Linked DNA regions of Mus musculus: region 2 is linked to region 1. A link is a loop called in an ENCODE intact Hi-C map of the cell type or tissue named here. Cell type or tissue: gastrocnemius. All regions are shown on one strand. Each heading gives the region's core, and the rest is flanking DNA. Links, peaks and the distances in the headings are about the cores only.

Region 1 (12,250 bases), core at 2,581-10,580:
AAGCATTAGCCCAAGGTCTCCTGTTCTCACTGGAGATCTTTCGCTGTGTGGCTTTGTTGTTTGTTCGTTTTTTTCTCTATGTGAGAATTCCAAAGACTAGTAGAGACATCAGTGATAAACAGATGGGAGAGATGCTGAAAAGCAAACTTTCCTACAGAAGACGAGGTATCCTAGATGATCATTGTAAAACAGATGCCCACATTGTTACTTTTGACTGGCTATATTTAACAATATTTAAGAAAGTTGTGACAGAACTTTCATTAATGCAGTTTCTGTGTTTCATTGTTGTAATTGAGTTATGCACAGCTTTTGAGACAATTATCTGGCCATCACAAACAATTTGTGCTATTCAGTTGTCGACCATAGCTATCTCCTTACTCTCTTATTCTTCAGTTCCAGATTCCAACAGATTATTTGACTGTGGGATTATACTGGACTAAGTGTTATGGACAAGTAGGCAGTACTTAAAAAGTCTAATCAGAACATCCTAGTTATTCTGGAGATAGAGCCTGTGTATAGCTTCAAAGTAACAAAGGGTTAGACAAGAAAGATTATGTGTAATGTCAAATATAAAATCAGATCTGAGACTTGGAAATGGTCCTTAGCTGGTACTCATTGTTGCCTCTCATCCTTTCAGAGAAACGTCTGCTGTGTTGTAATCACTGAGCAAACGCCAAATGCCTTCTGGGATGTTTTGATCTTGCCAAAATACCCTTTTCCCTAAGCTCTTATCTACTCTGTGGGAAAGCTTTTGAATTTCCAAGTCTCTAACAGACCACACCTAAATCCTGGCCACCCAACCCTAACAAGAGTGAGTCTCCAACTGCCTCCTAGGTAGTCTGGGGAAAGTGCCCAAGGGAAGGAGATAAGCAGAGGAGGTGATATGTGCACCTATTTCTTATATGTGACACAGAAACTACTGTTAGGATTCTGTTGATGTGAGATTCAGGAGTCATAGTAGGTCTTGATAAATAAGCAGAGCAGTACAGTGAGAACCTTGTCCTGTGGCTATTGAGCAATGAGACTGATACACAAAATAAGCTCTTTCATAACTTGTATCTCAGCCAAACTTCTGTTTATGCAATTTCTAGATTTAATTGTTCAGCACAGCCGCAAATGCATCCCATTTTATGAGACCATTGCACCGTCTCAGTTTGTTGAGATGTATAACTATTCACCCTCATTTTTTTCCCTCTCCATTTCTAAATTCTCATAAGTTATTCAACTGGAGGATTAGATTTGTGCTAATGGCTGAAGACAAATAGATGATATTTGGACACAAAGAAATGGAATGCACAACACAAATACTTTACAATGTTCTCCGAGTCTGAAACAAGGAAGGTGTTAAGCTTTATAAACATAACCACTGGGAACTTTTACAGATAACCGGGTGAGTTTTAGACTGGGCTGTTGACATATGGCCACTTGTGAGTGAAAGGCAAACATTTGTACATGATAATGCTGGCAAACTGGTTGGTGGGGAGAAAAACCTTCCAACCTGTCTTTGTAAATGGAACAGAGAAAATGGAGCCAAATCACATAATAAGAAAAACAAAGAGGAAAAGATAGGTTATCTCCAGTTCTATACGGTAAAAATATTAAATGTCTTGACACCACCTGCCCAGCTGTCAAACAGGACCCCATAAGTCAGAGTAAATTGGAGCTGTTGATAATGAATAAGAAGAAAGAAGAAAGGGATGGGGGCGGGGAGGGGGGCTAAAAGAGGGGTGAGGGAAGGCCAAGCAGCAGCACCAGCAGCAGTGAGATGGTTAACACTCACAAAATTTACTAGTAGAAAATTTCAACTTACTTAAGTACATATGATTCTGTCATCCTCCAGATCACAATGGAAATGCTTTCCCAGTCTTTTTAGATCCTAACATTTGCGTTAGCTATGTATGAGGGATGGTTACATGAATTGGTAACTTAAAAATCTCTGAGGTAGGAAATATGTTCGCCTCATAAGAGGCAAAAAGATGAGAAAAAAGATAGAGAAAATGAATAATTTGTCCAAGGTCACACAGTAAAAAGTGGTAGGATCTGAATTCAATATAAATTTTTATCAGCACCCATACTTTTAGGGAAGAATAGCAAACTCCAAGGTACAGCATACTTGGAAAGGGTTGGAGGGATGGGGTCCATGCCTTTGCCAATTTTTAAATAGTTGACCAACTTTCCACGGATTCACGCTTAGTGAACAGTGGCTCTGGAGAAGGACTCCAAGTCTGTGTGACTCCCAGGCTTACGTTCTTCCTCCTGCATCTGAGTAAGAGCCACTAACAAACATAGTCACTTAAAATGCATTCTCCATCATACAGAAGGAGTCCACCCCAACAGAACTCACTGGGCCTTTGTGCTTGGATGCAGGGAAAGAAAGCAGGGCAATAGTGAATGTGTGCAGCGGATGCCCCTGTCAATCATCAAGAAGCCGCCACGTTTTGTTGACTCTTTGTTTAGGAGGAATGAGAGTGCATAAGCATGCTTGTAAAAGTTAACACAAAGTGTTTAAAACCAATGTAGGTTTAAAGGAATGAGCTTAAAGTCATAGAAGATTTTCCCATGTGGATTCTGTCTTTTCTAAAGTATTAGATAAAGATTTCTATGCTGGAAAGTCATAGATATGATAATTACAGGTTAATATTATTTTGTGTCACAGAAACCAACAAGGATAGCTCTCACACTTTAATAACAGCTTGGATTATGTGTTAGTTCTGACTAAAACAACATTTTAAATGACTTGAAATTGTTTAAAATATGACATGAACCAAACTGTTAGAAAAATTAAGTAATTGGATTTCACTTGATTATAAATTTGTGACAAATAACAAATATTCAAACCCCTGTGAACAGAAAATGTATGCAGTCACTCTAAGCAGAAGATTTCTGAAAAGAGTGACAAGTTTAGTATGTCTTTCTTATTTGGTATGACTTTCTTGGTTGGTTGGTTAGTTTTGACATGGCCTTACTACTATGTAGCTCTGGGTGTCTAGGAACTCTTTATGTAGAGCAGGCTGGCCTCAAACTCACAGAAGTCCACTTGCTTCTGCTTCCCAAGTGCTGGTATTAAAGGAAAGTACTACCTTGGATGAGTCTTAAATGCATGTTCAACTCTATTTTAGGTAGTTTTTCTTCTACGATGGCTAGTCACACAGTGGTAATCATGATTCATAGTCTGAGCTATAAAAGGGGGAAAAATAAACTGTATTCCATGTAACTTGAGAGTGATGACTTTATTTCTATCATTTAAAATCAATCAATGTTTAGTAACTTTCAGATAACATTGCTATATAAATTAGAAGATGTTATTCTTCAACCTCTTCACATGAATTTTTGAAGAAATCCTTGGCTGTGAAAGACAACCATATTTTTGTCCATTGTCCATTACTTTCATAGATGTTCTTTTAAAGCTGCTGGCTGTGCATAGAGATTTGACAAATTTTTGATAATTTAAAAACAGCAATAATTTTCAAGTGGTTAGATGATTGTAGACAGACAACAGTCAAACAGATGAATAATTCTAACATTTTTGCTTATGTTGAAGGAGCTTTGTGGGGGTAGTAATTACTTAATTTGAACCCACGGACATGTGCTCTGAAAATGGTAATAACTAGGCACAAACCTTGGAAAATAATTTTGGTAAAGGCATTTAGAATTTGTTGAAAAAAAGAATCCAATTTTGGCAAGGTAACAGGCACTTAAGAACTCAGCATTCAAGGGGCCAAGGCTTTGTTAGTATTATGGGTTCAAGGCCAACCTGGGCTACACAATGAGACCACCCTTTTAAAAACACACAAAGAAAACACAAAGCCAAAGGAACCAAGAAGTACATGTAGTTAAATAGAAACAAAACAAAACAAAACGAACAAAAAGCATTTTTTTCTTCCCAGGCATTTATACCATGGATGATGTAAGACTTAAACTATCTTTTTTCAGATTTTCCAAAAACGTTCCAGTTTTATGTGTATGTGTGTGCCTGTGTGACTTTATATGCACTATGTATGTAGGGGTGAGGCTAAAGGAGGACATGGGCTCCCTGGAACTGGAGTTAGTCATGAGCCAGCTGGGAATAGAAACCAGGTCCTCTAGAAGAGTAAAAAGCCTTTTAACCACTGAACCTTCTCTCTAACTCCAATAGTTCTATGTTTAGTATTTCATTTTAAACCACATTAAACCATTAATTTGATATTAATATTTTAAATGACTTCAGAGTATAATAATCTGACCCTTTAGGAAAACCTTAATTTTTCTTTGATTCTAACTGGCTTTAGCATTATCAGAGAATTTTCAAAAGTGGGTTCCAACTCATTGAAAGCCTAGAACAGTGGTGGGGGAGACAACTCAGTAGAAAATACACAAGCATGAGGACCCAAGTTTGATCCCAAATGCCACATAATAAGCCAAGAATGGTGGTGTGCACTTGTAATCTGGTGCTGGGACCGTGAAAAAATTGGCAGGTGATTTGATTTCATTGGCTTTCCATCTTCTCAAAAAAGATCACTCTTTTAGTTTCCTTCTTTCTCCCCTTTACAATTTTTACTTGGTTCATGTAATTCAGACCTCAGGAAACAATTCCATCCTTCCCTTCCTAGGACTTATCTTCAGTCTACAATATCTGTGTCATTCTATGACCCTGATATTCATAATGATGAGATCTGTCTTAGTTACTGTCCTATTGCTCTAAAGTGACACCATGATCATGGCTACTCACCAAAGGAGACATCAGTTGGGGGTTTGCTTACAGTGTAGAAGGTGAGTCCTTCACAATCATGGGAGGGAACATGGGGACAGGAAGATGAGTTATTGGAGCAATAGCTGAGCACTTACATCTGACCCACAAGCAGCAGGCAGGGGAGACAGCATGTGGAGGGAGAACTAAACCTGGCATGGACTTTTGAAACCTGGAAGCCTGTCTCCCAATGACATACCTTCTCCAACCTCCTAATCCTTTATAGATCGTTCCACCAACTGGGAACCAAACATTCAAACATGAGAGCTCATGGGGACATCCTCACTCAGACAACCACAAGATCATACACACATACCCAACAGATCGATTTATATTGGATTTTGTTCTGGTTTAGTTTCTGTTGCTGTGATGAACACTATAATCAAAAGCAACTTGGGAAAGAGTTTATTTCATCTTACAGGTAACAACCTGTCTTTGAAGGAAATTGAGGAGGAACTCAAAGCTGGAAGCTGGAGGCAAGAACTGTAGAAGAATGATGCTTGCTGGCCTGCTCTCTGGCTCATATATACAGCCTAGGCTCACCTGCCTAGAAATGGTACTACCCACAGTGGTCTAGGTCCTCCTACATCAATTAGCAATCAAGAAAATATGCCATAAATATGTCCATAGGTCAATATGATAGAGGCAATTTTTCGATTGAGATTCCCTCTTTTCAAGTATATGAAATTGACAAGCAAGATTAGCAGCTGCTGCTTTATAACTTGTTCTAGAAAGCTCCAAATGCAACTCATGTCAATGTCCCTGAAACTGTTGTTTGTGTTTATGTGTTGTACTTTTATAAAACTGAAAATGATGCAAACTCATGTAATCAGATCTCACAGCCAGGGCTTCCTCAAGGACTAATAAGAGAATATCTAGTACATTTCTATTCATAAGTACATGTATCACGGATTCCTTTCTTTGTAGTTTATAAAATTTATGTTTAGACAAAAAATTCAGTGTACTGTTGGATCATTACTTGTGTGTGATGATAATTTGAAGTGATCATTTGAGTAGACCTAGATAAACTAGATACAGTGTTTCTAGGAGAAATCACTCTTCCACCAACTTTTTTCTGCTTTAAAAAAAAAAGTAGTTAACCCTTTTTTACTTAACTATTTTTTCCCCATGACTCAAAAAAAATCTATGACCTGAATACATTTTTATCAGGTCTTTTCAATAACATCATAAACTTACACATAGTAAACTTAAATTTAAATAGAGAAATATTTAAGTACAAATTTTAGACAATATTCTTTTCTTGAAACTTGATGGTGATCTTCAAAAGCTCACAAATATTTTTTTAAAAATGATTACTTCTTTGAGAACTTCATGCACTGTTTTGATCATGTGATGTCACTCTCTGCCAGTCCCTCCCAGATCTCTCTCTTCCTTACCTCCCCAACATTTTTGTTGTTGTTGTTGTTGTTGTTGTTTTTGTTTTTTTGGGTTTTTTTTTTTTGTTTTTTGTTTTTTGTTTTTTTGGTTTTTCAAGACAGGGTTTCTCTGTATAGTCTTGGCTGTCCTGGAACTCACTTTGTAGACCAGGCTGGCCTCGAACTCAGAAATCTGCCTGTCTCTGCCTCCCAAGTGCTGGGATTAAAGGTGTGCGCCACCACCGCCCGGCTTTGTTGTTCTTTAATAACTCACTTGAGTCCAATTTGTTCTCCCCATATATGCCTGGGTACAGGCCATCTCCTGCAGTGTACTTGACCATACCATACCCTGAAAAACAAGAACAAAAAACTGAGGGCCTCTCCTCCAGCAGCCATCAACTGTCCATGGCCCCTCCCCCTCCACACTAAAATGTTGACTGGCTTGATTCTCACAAATGAATTCCCTCCCTTACATAAACACTATCTAACAATTGGAAGATAAAAATTCATATCAAAATAATATCATTGCATCTCTTCAATGTGTATGTTTTCCTATTTTTTTAATGATTGACTAATTATTCAGTTGGTAGACAACTGTTTGGACCATGATGATCTGTTCTAAGTTATCACAGTGAACTAGAGCCAGATGGAGCCAGCCCTTTTGCCATCTGTGTGTCACCATCCTTGCTTCTGTCCTGCTAGCTTGCCTTCCTCAGTGTTCCCTGCAGATCCGCCAGTGACCATTAACAATCATTTTGTTGTGCTCAGCTAATACAGTCCCTTTGCTGTGACAGTGACCATCCCATCCACCATCTCTCCGACATCACATTCTGCAGCTTCTTTCTTTGACTATTACTCTTCTCTCCCTCCCCATTCGAGCTTCTTGAGGGAGGCCTACATGGTTCATCCATTTTCATACCCTCCTTTGTTCCCTTTCTCCTCTCTATCACAGGAAAATATATACTCTACGTGTTTACTACACAAAACTTGCCACTTAAATTGACTTCAAGTGCTCAACTTTGTAGTCTTGAACACATTCACACTCTTGTGCAACAGTCATTTCCATTCCACCTACAGAACCTTTTCAACTTCCCAAATGGAAATACATACAAGAAACACAGTCTCTCCCCATGAGTCTTGAAAACTATCACTGAAAACTATCACTTCATATTCTTTCTCCATGAATCTGACAACCCTTGATTCCTTACATAACAAAATCACACAAAGTTTGTCCTTGTCATTAGCTTATTTGAAGACATCTTCAGAGCTCATTTGTGTCTCCTCTTTATTTTGACACAATCTTTATGACATTATTGCTTACCGACACTCTCCACTCCTTTGGCTTCTCCCTTCTGCCCCTGGGTTGACTCCAACTCTGTCCAACTCAGATTTATTTTCTGAGCTCTAGGGACAGTAGCTAGAGATCTCTACATGAATGTTGAAAAGACCATATGATAAAAACAAGATTTATCTGAATTGGAAACTTCTAGTTTCTTTGGAAAGTTTGTTATGTCAAATGATGGTTTGCTGGGGCACACAGGCGAAAGGATGTCTTGCTAAAGCAGACACATGAGAGAACGTTTTCCTGAAGCAGACACAGGTGAAAGGATGTTTTTGATATAGCAGACACATGAGAGGATGCTTGATAAAGGAGTATAGATATGACCCCACAGACAGCGGGAGAGGAGCACTGAACATTGGTTTGATTTGTTCCACCTCACTATTCTTCGTTAACAATGTATTGTATTGCTTTGCCTTCCATAGCAAGCTAAGCTCAACTTGTGATAATTCCAATGTTGAGAGAAATTCACCAAAGAACTACTCGTGAGGTTCCTGCGGCAGCTTGCTGCTTGCTCCTGTCGCCTCGCCTCAGGCTGGTTGGTGAGCCCGATGGGTTCTTTAGGATTGAACTACAGTTGCTGGTTCATGCCTGGTGTCTGCCTGCCAAGAGGACTAGACTGTAGCTGCCAATTTGTGTGTGATATCTGCCTGCCTAGAGGACTGGTCTGTAGCTGCTGTGTCATATTTGGTGTTTGCTACAAGACTGAACTGAGAAAGAAGATCGAGTTTGCCCCCAAAGACCTATTGCTGAACAGGTCTACTTCCCCCACATCCTAATAACTTTTCTCTTCCACTACCTCTGCTGGGCAGTGGGCTAGAGGAGAGGTTGAGCCCTCATTGCAAAACATTTATGCCTACACTTATCCCCTTTCCCTCCAGAGTTGCCATGCTCATAACAATTGTTTTTCTTTAGTGTGCTCAGTTTTTCTACTTATCATGCCTAGTGCTATTTGTCAGTTTGAGTATTAGACTAATTCTGATTCCATTCCAGCATCACTGTCCCATTCACCCACCACGTCTGCTTCTTATCCTTCAGATTCATCCTCATCTGCTAATCCCTACCTGATGCCCTATCCCCTTAACTGCTGAGAATGTTGGTACCTAACTTTAGCAGCATTTCCTTCTGGCAAGTGCCCTTGTTGAGCAGGAGCAGCCCAATGCAATGACTAGATGCTAATGAGCCTGATCATGTTTCCCAACCATGATAGGTCCTAGCTCTATAATTCTTCCAGGAAGGGATGAGACGCTTATTGTAACTGGTCACAACTCAACTTGTCCTTCTGAACTATTTAGGTTCAGCTTCTTTCCTTTACCCAAAGGTGCTGATCCTGAAAGCAAGCCTCCTCATGCACACAGAGTTCTACCTGAATCTGTATTCCCAGATACTGGATAGCAACACGGGGGTAGCACTTGCTCTCAACATCACTTGCTTATATCCATCACATCTCTATGCGGCTACCTCATAATTACCTGTTTACTTAAGCATCTATGCCTAAATATAGTCAGCAACTTGAGAAGAGGAATTTCTGTCTTATCTTTTTATCTTCATTTGATTTTTAGCCTAGTTAAATGCTTCTAAATAAATAAGAGTGTAAATGAAAGCAAGAGAGATCGATATCTTTGTAAGCTATGGGGAGCATTCCTAAAATCAGTTCAGTCCTTCCTGAACCATATTTCTTTTTGGAATAGCCCCATAAAATCTGGGTTATCTTTCCTTGGGTACATTTTAGGTTTGCTGCTTTTCATGCTTCATGAAATTGTAAGAAGTATGGATTCAAAGGTCTGGACTTGGAAACCTGGATTAAATTCTCCCAGCACTGTATACTAGTTGTATGATTTTGGAAAATGCTATAACTCTTCATGTTTCAGTTTACTAGGATAATCTAGCTCATAGGCATTGCCAGGTAGTTAAAAAATGAGATGATACTGTATAAAGTGATAGTTTTTACTTAGTAAAAATTTCTCCACCTTTCTCCTATTTCTCTGTAGGTTGAATTCAGCCTTCCATAAGAACTGCAAGGAAGTAAATGACAGTAGCTCACTCATACCCAGTAGATCCCATCAGCTCCCATTATCTGCTTTTCTCCTCACATGCACAGATCCATCCTTCTCAGCCACTGTGCTTGTTTTAGAAGGGGAAACAAGTGACTAAAGGCTTATCTACTCCACCGTGCAAGCCCTTGCTTGCTATGGCTTTGTTATTCATTTGTGAGACATCAAGTATGTCAGTGGCAAGGGGTATGCTTAAGTGTTCCTGAGAGTGAGGCAAAGAGGAGCCATGATATAAATGTAACATTGTTGATGAGTTTCAGTGAGGTGGGGGTGGGACTAAAACTATGAGCATGGTCCCAGTGAAAGGTAAAGTGTTGACAGCAAGGTACTCCACATCTGAGTACCAATCCACCCAAAGCTCCAGTTTTATTTCTCTCACTATTTGAAGAAAAAAATCCCCTCTCTCTGTTTTTTTTGGGGGGAGGTGTTGTTTGTTTGTTTGTTTGTTTGTTTGTTAAGGCAGGTTCTATGTGGTCTTGGCTGTCCTGGAAGCCACTTTGTAGCTCATACTGGTCTTGAACTCATAGAGATCCACCTGCTTCTGCCTCCCACGTTCTGAGATTAAAGATGTGTACTATCACCACCTGGCAATATTTGTTTTAATTTTTATTTATTTTTATGTGTGTGGATATTTTGCCTGCGTGTATGTATATGCACCACATGCATGTGATGCCCTTGGAGGCCAGAGAGAGCATCATATCCCTTGGAAATGGAATTACAGATCATTGTGAGCTGCCAAATGGGTGCTGGGAACTGAATCTGGGTCCTCTGCAAGAGTAGTAGCAAGTGCTTTTAACTACTGTGCCTTCTATCTAGCTGACATTGCTCTCTTGAAGTTAAGTAGGCCATGTGATAATTTCTGACCAATTGCTTTGAAATAGAAGTGTTAGATTACAAATTGGAAGAAGTATTTAAAAGCTAGTACTAAGGATCTTAGATAGAAGCAGAAATGTCCCAAACACCTCCCAGGCCTGGAACAGATTAAGAGAGAAGGAGATAGGGGGAGGGAGAAAGACCAGTGGGGGAACCAGGAAGAAACCAAGGATGGAAGGAAAAGAATAAGAAACTTTGTGTTGTGTTAAACTGTAAATTTTAGCCTTTTCTGGCTAAAAATATTGTATCTGGGGAAAACTCAAGACAACCCAAGTAAATAAGAATTTCAAGAAAAGCAGGGACAGTTGGCTGTCTGGAAAAGTAGAACTAGAATGTTCTTAGATCCCTTGTCTATTGGTCTATCTATTGCTCTGTGGATGGAGTGCCTTAGCTCTTCTCTCCCGATCTCCTCAGGTGAGTCTATCTACATCAGTTCCCACTTCCAGATGTTAGGTGACTTTGACTGCAATTTTGTGCCATTATAGTTCTATATCCTTGTAAAGAGATGGACCCTAATATGCCGATTTTGAGCAACTAAAAGTTCTCTCAAGTCTACTCCAAAGATTTAAAGGAACTTAAATTTTGCTTGTCTTTTGGACTGGGGATACCCTCTTCACAGACCCATTAACAGTAACCATGGGGCTAAGGCATGAAAAATAAAACATGGCCACTGATGCTTTAGGAAATTGGGAGCCTCTTCCACCTGACCGGAGATGTAGGTTGGAGTCCAGTGAGATAGGGCCTGTCCAGGTGGTATACCACACATTGGCTTATCTACTAAACTAAGATTCAGACTCTCGAGATTAGTAAGAGACAATCATCCCTCTGTATATGGATGAGCATAAAATTAGTTGAACAGGTATCTTGGCTTAATCAGAAAATTGGAGCATTTGACAAAATCCAACACCCATTCATGATAAAAGTCTTGGAATCATCAGGAATTCAAGGCCCATACCTAACCATGATAAAAGCAATCTACAGCAAATCAGTAGCCAACATCAAAGTAAATGGTGAGAAGCTGGAAGCGATCCCACTAAAATCAGAGACTAGACAAGGCTGTCCACTCTCTCCATACCTATTCAACATTGTACTTGAAGTCCTAGGCAGAGCAATTAGACAGCAAAAGGAGATTAAGGGGATACAAATTGGAAAGGAAGAAGTCAAAATATCACTTTTTGCAGATGATATGATAGTATATATAAGTGACCATAAAAATTCCACCAGAGAACTCCTAAGCCTGATAAACAGCTTCAATCAAGTAGCTGGATATAAAATTAACTCAAACAAGTCAATGGCCTTTTTGTACACAAAGGATAAACAGGCTGAGAAAGAAATTAGGGAAACAACACCCTTCTCAATAGTCACAAATAATATAAAATACCTTGGCGTGACTCTAACTTAGGAAGTGAAAGATATGTATGATAAGAATTTCAAGTCTCTGAAGAAATTAAAGAAGATCTCAGAAGATGGAAAGATCTCCCATGCTCATGGATTGGCAGGATCAATATAGTAAAAATGGCTTTCTTGCCAAAAGCAATCTACAGATTCAATGCAATCCCCATCAAAATTCCAACTCAATTCTTCAACAAATTAGAAAGGGCAATCGGCAGATTCACCTGGAATAACAAAAAACCTAGGATAGCAAAAACTCTTCTCAAGGATAAAAGAACCTCTGGTGGAATCACCATGCCTGACCTAAAGCTGTACTACAGAGCAATTGTGATAAAAACTGCATGGTACTGGTATAGCGACAGACAAGTAGACCAATGGAACAGAATTGAAGACCCAGAGATGAACCCACATACCTACGGTCACTTGATCTTTGACAAGGGAGCAAAAACCATCCAATGGAAAAAAGACAGCATTTTCAACAAATGGTGCT
Region 2 (12,250 bases), core at 2,679-10,678, 70 kb after region 1:
GCAGTTGCAGACTTCACTCTAAGTCCACACTGTGTGCTCTTCTATTAGTCTTCAAAAAAGAGCTCCCTCCTTCCTTCTAACTCCCTGTCAGAAGACTCTTAGGTCTTTGAACCCCGAGCAGGGGTGTCCAAACTTTTGGCATTGACACGCCATCTTGTCATTTACAAAATTCAGGTAGCAGAACACAAAACCAAAATTAAACAAAACAGAACCCGCAAAAAGAAGATCACTTTTAGAAATTCAAAATGTTCGCAATTCTGTGTTGGGCCGCATTCATAGCCTTCAAAGCATTGGGGTCAGATGGTAGACTGGAGTTAGGAGCCTGCCCAGCCAAGCGGCTTTGGGGCAGTCATGAATATTCATAAGAGTGTGGGGCCCGGCCTGCCAGTGAGTTTCTGGCAGTTGGGAGCCTGGGAAAGGATGGGCCAAAGCATTCGCAGTTCTTGTTTTGTGAGCTCTGCTGACTTCAGACATCCTCCCTGCTGCCTCTCACGGCCCAAGCGCTTGGGTCCTTCCTGACTTAGGGCCTAGGTGCTGCAGTTGAAGAGGCTTCAAATCCCCACTCCACCCACCAGACAGTGCAAGGCAAATTCTACCCAGAAAATTCAGACATCTCTTCTCTCTGAGTTTGTTCAGTTAACAGAAGGAGATGTGCCTGTGCGCATAATTGGAGGTCTCTCTCCTTCAGTGGCACCTCCAGCTTTACAAATCTCCTTGCTCTTGTGATCACAACTGCTCTGCACATTTCTTTATTTTAGATCTCGAAACTATATTGTCTTTATTCCCACCCCCAACCTACCCCACCCCATTCTTTATTTAGTATAGCACAGTAATTAAAAGTCAGACATTTGAATTCAGAATCCTGCTTGCCCACTTTAGAAGCTCCGTGAATGTGGCGCCATTACCCTCTGCTTCTTCATCTGTTGTTACCACCTACCATATGGATTTGGTCTGAAAAGGAAATGAGTCTCAACAGAAATGCTTAACTCTGCCCCACAAGCAGCAAAGCATTTAGTCCGGCGATTGAACCGAGGGCCTAGGCACATACTAGACAAGAGCTCTACTACCAAGCTACACCCTCATCTTCCTTCTTATTAATTTATATTTTGAATGGACAAACCTGGCCCCAAACAGGGGAATGTCACAGTGGAAACCATCTGGGGCAAATACTACTGAAGTTGGAGTCGTATCAGAAGTCGAAGGGCCAATAAATGGTATCCAGCAAATAAGGAGAAAGGCTGGACCCAGAGAGAAAGCAGAGGGAGTCCAGCCGTGGCGCTGGGATGCTGTCACGGTGAGGAAGCATGGGCCCTGGGCAATTTGAGAACGCTATGCTTACTTGAGCCCTAAGCTGTGCTGCAGACCACACTCTCTGCCCTTCTTGCTCCCACCCTCACTATCCGGTGATTTGACACCTTTTTTTTTTTTTCCCCCGTTTTTTCTTTTTTTGGTTTTTCGAGACCAGATTTCTCTGTATAACCCTGGCTGTCCTGGAACTCACTCTGTAGACCAGGCTGGCCTTGAACTCAGAAAGCCACCTGCCTCTGCCTCCCAAGTGCTGGGATTAAAGGCAAGCGCCATATGCTCATCATGCTGTCACACACTTGCCTGGCCTAGCCCCTCTAGGTGGTCAGTTGGCTGTACCTTTGCCTTGTCTGTTTCTCCTGATACTGTCTACCCTCCATCTCTCCACTACACGTTTTGACCCCTGGGTTCCCACTGGTCGCCAGATCTCTCTCTTTACATCTTCCTAAAGCATGCTTGTTGTAGAGGAAGGAGTAAACCCTGGGCTCACCAGCTCATTTCCTCTTCCCTAACAGCTGAGAAGGCATGTCCTAGTTTCGTTTGCTGTTAGCTTGGGACAATGACCCAATGTTTTTTTTTTTTTTTTTTTTTTTAACTAAATTTACTTTTTTAAAAATTCTATCCACAGGAAACACTAGAGAAACTTTGAGCCAAAAAATAAATGCTGACTGCCTATAAACAGTATAAAGGTTTTTGTTTTTGTTGCTAAATGTGTGACATTAGGCCAAGCTACTTAAAGTCAGTATGTGATTCCTTCAGTTCTCATCAGGGTCAAGATTTGGGTCCTCTAAAGCTGAGCTTCAGCTATCTCTTCAAGATAGCCCCTTTCAAAGGAGCATGCACCTCACCCTGCTAGCCTGAGCTACGCACAGTTCTTTCATCTCTGCCTGAATCATGGTGGCACTGATGACAACTTTGAGGTTCATCTGAGGTTGTGGGGCTCTAATTTCTTTTGAATTTCCTTTCAGATCATTTTTTTTAGCACAGGGGATCTGCCTGGTTCTCAGTTGCTGGGTGAGTTCTGAGTAATTCTACAACCCATGGAACACACTAACACAGTAAATGTAGTCCCGTTACAGTTCCTTCATGGGGGGCCTAAGAAATAGTCCTGTGGGAAAGAAAATTTATGGAGTGACTACAGGAGAGTTTCCTGACAATGTGTGACTATAGGCAAGCCTCTTGGGACAATCTTCAACACAGTGACCCAAATTCTCAACAGCAGAACAGTGGAAATCTGATCTGAGGTCTGATGCTTCTGGTTCGCTGGACCTATGGTGAGGTCTGACCTCATGTGCATTCCCTCTTGTCCCTATACCAGGCCATGCACATCTCTGACTCTGAGTTGCAGGAAGGGGTTGATAGGACCCCCAGTCTCTCTTGCAGGAAAACGGAACAGTTGGTATGGTTTTTGCTGTGGTTGTCCATTTTTTTAAATTACTTTTCTTTGTTTTTTTTTGTATGGCTTACCACATCCTAGCTAATGATACAGATGATAGTTTCCTTTCACTCTGGTGTCTCTATGATTGATTGCTTACGTCTCTAGGAATCACTCCCTGCCTTCCTACCTCGTTGCAAATTGCTACTATCCTCAGAGTCTCCTCTGTGCGCTTGTAAAACTGTGTTGAGGTCCCTGTGTGTAGATGAAGCTCCGCACTGCTTGGGATGAGCATTCCAAGAGAGGGCATGCTACAGAGAAGACTGTCTTAGTGTGCATGGTGAGTTTGAGAATGGGACGTCTGGCAGAGATGTCCAGGAAGCATTTGACTAGATAAAAGGAAAAGTCAGGAGAAGGATGGAGGAGCATCCTGATCAGAAAGCAGAGGAGACCCAGCCCTTCAAGTAAAAGCGTTTCCAGTGTTCTCTGCCCCAGGCCATCCAGGGGTTCACCTGCAATCTAAAAACAATGGCAGAACTGGTTTGTTGATCCCACATTTGTAAATGTGAAATTTAATTTAGAAAAAAAAACTAGGAGATGGTGCAATTAGAGCGGTTTCTTTAAGCTGAAAAAATATCTTTGAGGGTGAAATTTCTTGCTTTTATTGTTGAGAAAACTTCCTTGATCATGTTAAAGGAAAACACAGGTTGGAAAACTCATTTAACGCTTACCCTGGCTTTCCTCAACCTGGAGTCTTCTGACTCACAGCAAACTGAAGGTGAGGCTGGTCACTGTGGGGTTTGGTTCTCTTTTTAAATTTAGAATCATTCCACCTTCTTTTCCTTTTTGAATATGGCTGCCCTTTAGAGGTAATTCTTATGTTTTCTGTATGGTTGGTTGTTGCTGATCTTCAAATATCACCTATGCAGCCAGAATCGGTTGGCAGGTAACTGCTCTGTACTTCTGGCTTTCAGATGCTTTCTATACTGGTGCTATCTGGAATCTGCAGTCTCCTGGGTCAGAGGCCCAGTGCTCCAAGAATCTCTCATTTGAAAATGTAACTCCTTGTGCAGTGGGGTCAATGTGAGAGGGGATGACCCCCCCCCAAAAAAAACAGTGCCCACACATACAGATATTATCAACTCTTGCATTCTCAAACAAAATCCAAGTTCTGCTTTACTGTAGATTTTGGTTGGAAGAAAACCCTTCTTAACTGCAAATCATACAGGAATCATAAAGTAACATACTTGTTTCTTTTTTAAAAATCTTTCTGCCCTTGGTCTTGGAACCCATTATAAAAATGCAGTCTATGTGGCTTATGCTAAATGATCAGGCAGATGCATCATACACGGTGAGGAGAAGGGGACAACCTGCTGTGTCAAGGGCATCGCTCCAGGGTGACATTTCCTTGTGAGTGGCTGGACAGCATTTCCTCATACAGGTGAACACATGCTTGAGACCTGCAAGCTGAATGCCCTGCTTGCGTTTACCTTCATGCCACCTCTGACACTCTACTTTTCTCAGAGGAATAGCTATAACCGACATCTTGTTTGTCGTTTTATTTCCAAATGCCAATTAATGACCAGCTAAAATCACATCTTCCATTTCTACAAATGCTACAAAATGATCATTTTCATTTTATAGCTGAGTTTGGAAAATGAGTTTGGGAGCAGTTATATTGCTGAAGGTCTAGACAGTGAGTTAAGGTTGGATCTGAAGCCGGAACAGTCCCCCACACCCCACCCCTGAGCTCATGCCCTCTCCACGAAAACTTGTCTCCTCCCAGAGCTTTCCTTGCGCCATTTACAATTCTTCCTCCTCAGCATTCTACTTGAGTTGGAACCTTCTACTTCCTGAGCCAACCCCCAGAGACGGAGAAGTTCATTTTAAGTTTACTCAAATGTAAAGTGAAGGAACTGAAAATTCTCTGGGTCCAGACTTCAAATTCCATTTATCTTGGAGTTCTACTTCTCATCTTCTGGGCTCATCAGTGATGGCCCAGATCAGTGGTGACGCCTGGCTGTTTGTCTGGACTCTTGCCTTGGCTATGACTGTGCTCATCGGACACCATGACGTTATTTAACAAGGGTATGCGTCTCTGGCTCTCCAAACATGAAGGACGTGTGTGAAGGATGGCATCTCTCTGGAGGGCATGCATGGGCTTAGCTAATTAGAAGCTGAATTTCACCCGGGAATGTTGTGTAACTTTCTCTGGGAAGAGACTGCATCTATTTACCCCAGACAGGGCACTGACAGAACAAACAAATGATTACACTCAAGCCTAGCTTAATGAACCCATGCATTTATTGGGGTTACTTACAGAACATAGGTGATGCAAAATGCCCCCCACCCCGGACTCCCTGCTAGACTTGCTGGCAGCTTAGAGCTGGTGGCTGGGAGAGAACACTCCTCCTAGCAACTGCTTATTACTTTTATAACATTAGGGAAGGGACTTGGGAATTTTGTAAATATCAGGAATTTTCTGATCCTTTCTAGATTTTTTTTCTGAGCCCCACAACCCCACCTCTTCCCTCCAGGAGTTCCAAAGCATAGCAAGTCAATAGTTAACACTTATTAAATGCCTGCAGTGAATAAAACCCTGGGTCGGGGGTAGGCGTGGGGTCCCTGAGCCATGGTTGCACATTCTATACATCTTGTTAAATTGTTTGCCTTCCCACAGGCCCATCTACTTTCAGAGTACCTATATTTCTGCTTACGTTTAATTTCTCTCACTTGCAAGAATTCCAGCATGCTCCCTGCCCTACGTACTATGTTCATAGTCAAACACAGCCATGGGACTCTCTGACTCTAGGATGTGCTGCTAGAATTTAACCCATTCTGAAAAGTGCCTCATGCTGTCCTACTAAGCTGCTAGCATTTCACTCAGTAGACTGACATGGACCATGATCACACATGGCACTTCATGGGTAGCTTGAACAAGCAGACTTTAAATTATATTATTGTTGTTGTTGTTGTTATTATTATTATTTCAAATCCAGTGCCTGCTTAGCTTTACATCTTCCAAGTGGTCATCGTGACAGAACATTATCTCCCAACATTTTCTGGAGCCTGAGATCCAGTTTTTCTTGTTCCCAAGTCTGATCTTCCTTAGTCTGATCCATGAGATAAATCCATGCCGGGAATAAATCCAAGATCCAGTTTAACTCTGTCTGGAACCAGGTCCCTTGAGGGGAAATTTTACTATATTCTATTGAGCTTGTTTTCTTATGTTCTGTTTTTCTCCCCCAAACCCTCTTCCACATTATTATTATTAGTCGCAGTCGTAGTCGTCGTCATAGTAGTAGTTTTTTTCTTTCCCTGTCTTTGCTGGATGCTGTCATTTTCTTGTGACCGACAGAGAAAGGCACTCTAGTGTGACTGAAAGCCTGAGACAGTTTGATCACTCCTTGAGCTACATGTGTTAGTGTCCCTAGTGTGTCAGCTGCTCTGCATCTTAGTGAATTGGCCAATTCTGTCTATTCTTGTCTTTCTTCTCCAAGAGTGAAGTAGGCAGGCAGCGAACGGTGAGCAAATTAGGACTTTAACTCACTACACAAGAGGATGATAGAAAATACAAAGTCTGATCTTGCCAATGACACTGGGACACCAAGCCAGGATGTCACAGCTCTGAGCCATGGCAATGAGATGTCAAGCAAGAGGATCAAGTCTGTGGAGCACAGGTCGCTGATGATGGTAGAAGTAGCAGAGGCAGCGGCCATGGAGTCAGTAGGACTGGCGAACCTTTTAGCCATTAGCTCCAGCAAGTCTTCCTCCAGTGGATGAGAGCGACTTTCCTGATGTGTTGTGGGGTCAGGGGTGTGTTAAAATTGCTTCTATACTTCCGGTATCATTTCTGGAAATCAGAGTTCATGGAATACATTTCTGAGACAAGTTCTTGTCCATTGTGCTTTTTAACAAAACAATTTTTGTATTTTATTTTCATGAATATGGGTGTTTTGCCTGCCTGCACGTCTGCTCACCCACCTGTTAAAAGAGGTCATGAAGGCCAAGAGAAGGTGTCAAATTCCCATGGGATTGCTGGTACAAATGATTTTAAGCTGCCCCCTGGGTGCTGGGAATCGAACCTGGAACCAGGGCTTTGAACTACTACTACCTCAGTAGCCTGCACCATGTTTTGTATTTTTATTTATTTTTCTCCAGGATCTTTTGGCCTCTCAGAGTCCTGTTATACAACCCTAAACTTTTGTCATAGCTATTGAATTAATTTACCAGGAATGTGAGGAGAGAGCTTACTGAGTACGAATGTTTGATTTACAAGCATGAGAACCCCATTTGAATCTTCAACACTCGTGTAAAAACCTGGGCATGACTGCATGCCCCGATCCTCGGCGTTAGGAGATGAAGACAGATGGATCCCGAGGGCACTCTGGCCAGGCAGTCTAGCATAAAAGGCGAGCTCCCAATTTAGTGAGCCTTGTCTCAAGGATGGGATCCTCCTCTGGCCTAGGCGTGCACAGGCACAGGCTCACAAGCATGGACCGCACACACATGCAGGAACTCTCACTTGACAGCATCGCGGTCAGAAAGACAAAGGTTTGAAAAGACAAGGTCAGAAAGACAAGAGGAAAGGTTTGGCAGAGTGGGGATTGATGAGTGTTTTCCAAGACCAGGGTGACTTTTAGAAAGAGGAAGGTGAAAGATTCCACCCTGCAGGGACGGGCCTTAAGTTCTACAAGTAAACAACTCAATGTCTTCAGGGAATCCTTGAAACTAACCAGATTCACCCAGGCTTGTCCCCTGAGCATATGTCAGAAGTAAGGACCACTGAGAGATACTTTCAGACAAGCTAACCTGCCTTGAAGAGGCTCAGGCCAGCTGAGTGATCTACAGGTGCCTGAGTGCCCACCCACAGTTTGTGTGGTGCCCTCGAGGTTTCCAGCTTTCATGAGGTGTCACTGGTTCTAGGGTGGGCTCTGGTGATACAGCTGCCATTGAGTCATGTCTATACCTATAAGAAACCCCTCACCTATATTTCTGTAAACAACCCCGATAAAACTCATCAGTTCACCAAACTGGACTTCCATGGTATCCGTACTTTGCCTGTTGTTGGTTTTCTATGGGTGTGAGTAGACATTTGTTCACACCTCCCCAGGAATAGTGTCACACAATAGAAGTCAGGGAAGGCACAATGACATAACCTTTAAAAAACGTTTACTAATGTAGAAAATGAACTTTATCTTGGAAATATAACAGAGAGTGGCCACAGTTGATTTGTAGGACACTCAGTCAATTACTTCAGATTTCTCCAGAATTGGAAGGGATAACCTATGCACTTTAAATAGCAAAGAAAATTTGCTTCCATGGTACAAGATGTGACTACTCCCAGATGCTCCCTCCCAAAACTTCTTTCAATTATGATTGAAGCAAAATAAAGAAATACCAAAGCAAGTCTGCAAGTAAATAAAAAGGCAGTTCTGTGCCAATTTTGAAGTTACTGGCTTTGTGGCCTTTGGAGTAGAGGTCTTGATCTCAGGCCTGGATAAAACTATTTATTGTTCAGCATGTTTCTAAGAAAAATTTCAAGCTTTCTTCATTAGTAGGAACTATAAAAGGTCATCTCTAAGAACTTTTGGTTTCTTAATTCCTATGAAACAAAGCAGGCCATTTGAGGATATGACTGACAAAACGGGGTGGGGACAGATTTTAATTTAAGCTAAATCTAACCACGACTTAATGATGCTTTCCACAAATACAGTTGAAAATGATGATCCCATTATTTAATAGAAAGATGGCTGAATGTGTGTGCAAAGATTTAGCTATAGGTTGATGGTGTCCCCAAATGAAAACTAACCTAAATGTCCACTATTCGGAACATTAATAGAGGCACATAAATACAATGGAATTCCAAGAGCAGTTGGAAAGCATGCTGCAGAAAAATATTTAATGGCAAAATCAGAAGACCAGACACGTGGTTGCCCATTAGAATAGATAGGCAGCACTATACTGTAACCCTCTAAGGATCCCATAACTCAGAAGCTGAGCAAAAGTATACATTTATATTGAGCCTACTGTGTACTCTCCTCTCCTGTCTCTGGATACTACTTACAGATATGAAACAGGCATGCAGCTATTTTACCTAGTATAGTCTTTGCTCTTGGTAGTTCACCAACGAGCTTGAATTTTCCTCTGGTCTGCAAGTTAAGCAAATATGATTCTGAGTTTGGAAACAGTACCCTAAATTTTACATAAACAAAAAAAAAGCTTCATTCACAACTGTAGGGCATTGAGATTGAGATTTGGGCTGAGTTTCTGGGTGTTCTGCATGATCACTCTTCCACTCATTCCCATGTGCCAAGCACCGTACACATCCTGGCACAGAGCAGGCAAATATGTTCAGGCTAGCCGCTATGCTCACTCAACGGTCAGTGGTTTCTTTATTCTGTTACAAACAACCATGAAGTGGATGCTGTTTGTGCTGTAATGTTAATTCTGGTCCCCCAAACTGCTTACGTGAGTGTCTGCACATAAGACACTGATGGACCCTGCCCCTACATGGCTCCGACTGGTAAATAAAGATGCCAGCAGCCAATGGTTGGGCAGGACAGACAGAGGCAGGACTTTTGGGATTCCTAGGCTTGAGAGAGAGAGAGGAGGAGGAAGCAGAATCACTATGAGAGGGGCTTAGGATGGAACAGCCACATAAGAATTCTGATAAGTGGCCCTAGTGGTCACTTCCTAGATTGGGTCTGAGGTAGCAGAGATGAAATATAGATTTAAAAGGATGCTAATTCTGGAATACTGGAGGGGAGTGTTTGCTAGCCATGGGAAGAATTAGAAATGCCCAGCCAAGCTGGGCGTGTTGCTACACACCTTTAATCCCAGCACTTGGGAGGCAGAGGCAGGCGGATTTCTGAGTTTGAGGCCAGCCTGGTCTACAGAGTGAGTTCCAGGACAGCCAGGGCTACACAGAGAAACCCTGTCACAAAAAGAAAAAAAAGAAAGAAAGAAAGAAAGAAAGAAAGAAAGAAAGAAAGAAAGAAAGAAAAGAAAAGAAGAAAGAAATAAAAGAAATGCCCAGCCACTAAGCTAGTCAAGGCATATCAAAATTAATTTATGTGTGTGTGTGTGTGTGTGTGTGTGTGTGTGTGTGTGCCTTTCATTCAAAGCGACTAACTACTGCTACACAACTACCTTGAGCCTGCCAAGCCAGTGGTGATAAGGCAGATGCCTATTCTGCTCTTCTGCTGTCTTTGTTTATCGAGGAAGGCAGACACTACTATACCAGGAAACAGCGATACCACTACAAAGTAGGGATGGGGAGCCCCTTGAAGGCACACATTGGGTCTCTCCTGAAGTGTCAGGTAAGCTGAGCCCATGGGCATGAGCTGAAAGTACCCTGGAAGTTAGAGCTGAGGGAATGGCATTCTGAGCAGGAGGGCATGTGAAAAGAGCCCTTGCTCAGCACTTGGCCTGAATTCCCACAGCTTTCATAATCCAAATTCTTAGTTATTGACAATTACTGGAAGCATATTCATGTCTCTTCCAAAATGGACTCTGTTATGTTTTCTTCTTTAATGCTGCTTAGAAACTGGAAGCTTGAGCGTCCTCTGAAACTGTAAGGAGTTTCCTAACAACTCCAAGCACAGGGATGAGCTGGCAAGGTTTCGGCCCCATACCTTCACCTTGAACACTTGGCTCCGAGTCCTAACAGGTCCTGGGAATTGATATACTGTTATCTCAAAATCACGTTTATGAAAAAAAAATCAGCTTGCCCCTACAGCATGTACGGATGGCTTTAAAGCCCAGTCCAGTAGGTGCAGTAGGTTTACAGGTATACTAGATACACTTGCAGTCACTTGTGATCAGCCTGGACCCTCTTACCAAGTTTCCGTTAGATCAAATTTTGCAGCAGCCTCGAAGCTCTAAAACCAGATTTTCTGAAAGAAAAGTTCAGTGTAAGATCAGAGTCTGGTGTTGGCAGACCTGCTTTATAGATCAAAAGCTGCATCATTTCTCGACACTGAAGCATCCCCAGCCTTCCAAGAATGCTTTGCGCTTTGCTCCCTACATAACATCATATAAGATAATATTGCAAACACATCCCCAGAGGATGAATGCTAATTATCTGTAAGACCAGGCTAATGATGTGGGTTGGGTGGAAGAACTAACCAAGCAAGGAATAATAATGTCACTCAACTGATAGACTAAAGTGACGTCAGCAACCGTGAGTGAACAATAGCACTAGAGATGTCCACCCACAGGCAAGCTGTGTGCCAGCATGCTGTTTGTGGAGATCCTTACTTGAGAACAGAGACAACACCTGGGGAATTAGCTGCACTGTATTATTTAACATTCTATTTATAACTTTCCAGCAATTTCTATAGCCAGTATTATTTAGTCACTAATGTCTTCAAAAATCAAGATCTCAGGCTCAGACAGCCATGTTTGGTTTAAAAAAAAAAAGATTTATAGTTCCTTTCTGAGGTTCAGTCTCTTGTTGACTGACTATTTTTATAACAGTTTATATCAGCAGTTGCAACTGGAGGATTTAAAAGCTCTCTTCTAGGACCCTTTTCAAAAGAATTGTCTTAAATCTGTTTCTCCGGACTTGACTGCTCTGTTTTTGTTTTTCAGAAGTGAGTGATTTGAGCTAAAAGGAAATCCTAATGGCTGTCACTTGGTTTAGGGCACAGAAGGGCTAAAATTTTTCAGAGGGCCCATCTCTTTTCAGAAAATGATTTCGTGGTAAAGACATGCTTCCTAACTGCCTCAGGTGACTCACTTGGACAAATCCCTCAACTTTGCAAGGATTTAGAAATCCTTTGCTTCCCTTATTTAACAGAACCATGTTTAAATTAAGTTATAACAGGTAATTGTGCTTATTCCTAATAAAGAATTAGAAGGCATATGACACACCTTGCAGTGTGTTTCCAGCAGGAAAGTCAAAGCAAGAACTTCATGGAGGTAAACGTCAGTCTGTCTTCCTCTACCCTGTTCCTAGGAGCAAATGGCTCAATGAATTTAAAGAACTCGACAAGAGCAGAGCCAATCACAGAACCTATACATGTGAAGTGAACTGAGAATATAACATTAAACCACATTTAGTATCTCTTTATTATGATTTTTGGGGGCTCCCCTGGCTCTATAGGCCACTAACCCCAAGTCCACGCCCCTGGCTGTTCCTTGGAAGTCCTCAGAGTAAGTGTATTCAGGACCAGGGGCTCCTCCTCACCTACCAGCGGAGGTACCGAGCTGTGCTGCTGACTGATAGTGTGTGTTCAGGACCAGGTAACTACCCCCAGCTGTAGCACTGAGCTGTAAAGTTGACCGTGCATAGCTGATGATTCCAGCCCACCAGTTCTTCCCACTTTATTGCTGTCAGACCTTGTCTGTGGCACTGGGAGAGAGGTTGCTGCTTGGGCACTCTGTACCAGGCCCCCTGGCACAGGTCTCTCTAATTTCCCACAGTAGAGCAGGTTAGGCTGCAATCGTGGCTGGAAGACCAGACAAAGCTCAGTGTAGAAAAAGTACACCCAACAATTTCCTAAATCTCACTGCTTGGGAAGGCAGTACTCAGAGGCCAGATGCCTCGTCTAGCCTTGCAGCATC

What was found. A loop is a pair of places that touch in the nucleus more often than their neighbours do. Peaks named below come from ENCODE experiments on the same cell type or tissue, not always from the same donor. Only the 100,000 strongest peaks of a DNase experiment are listed, where the experiment ranks them.
Region 2: it touches region 1 in a loop (1.9-fold over the local background); 2 of 42 quality-filtered maps call a loop at or near these places.

The regions. Positions count from the first base shown.
Region 1 is chr11:21,068,734-21,080,983 of GRCm38, reverse strand. No RefSeq gene overlaps it. Among named protein-coding and RNA genes, the nearest start is that of Peli1, 16 kb to the left of the region's middle. In gastrocnemius, for the core only: no CTCF peak of the experiment used is centred there; no DNase peak of the experiment used is centred there.
Region 2 is chr11:20,999,252-21,011,501 of GRCm38, reverse strand. No RefSeq gene overlaps it. Among named protein-coding and RNA genes, the nearest start is that of Peli1, 86 kb to the left of the region's middle. In gastrocnemius, for the core only: no CTCF peak of the experiment used is centred there; DNase peaks (open chromatin) are centred at 4,067 and 7,049.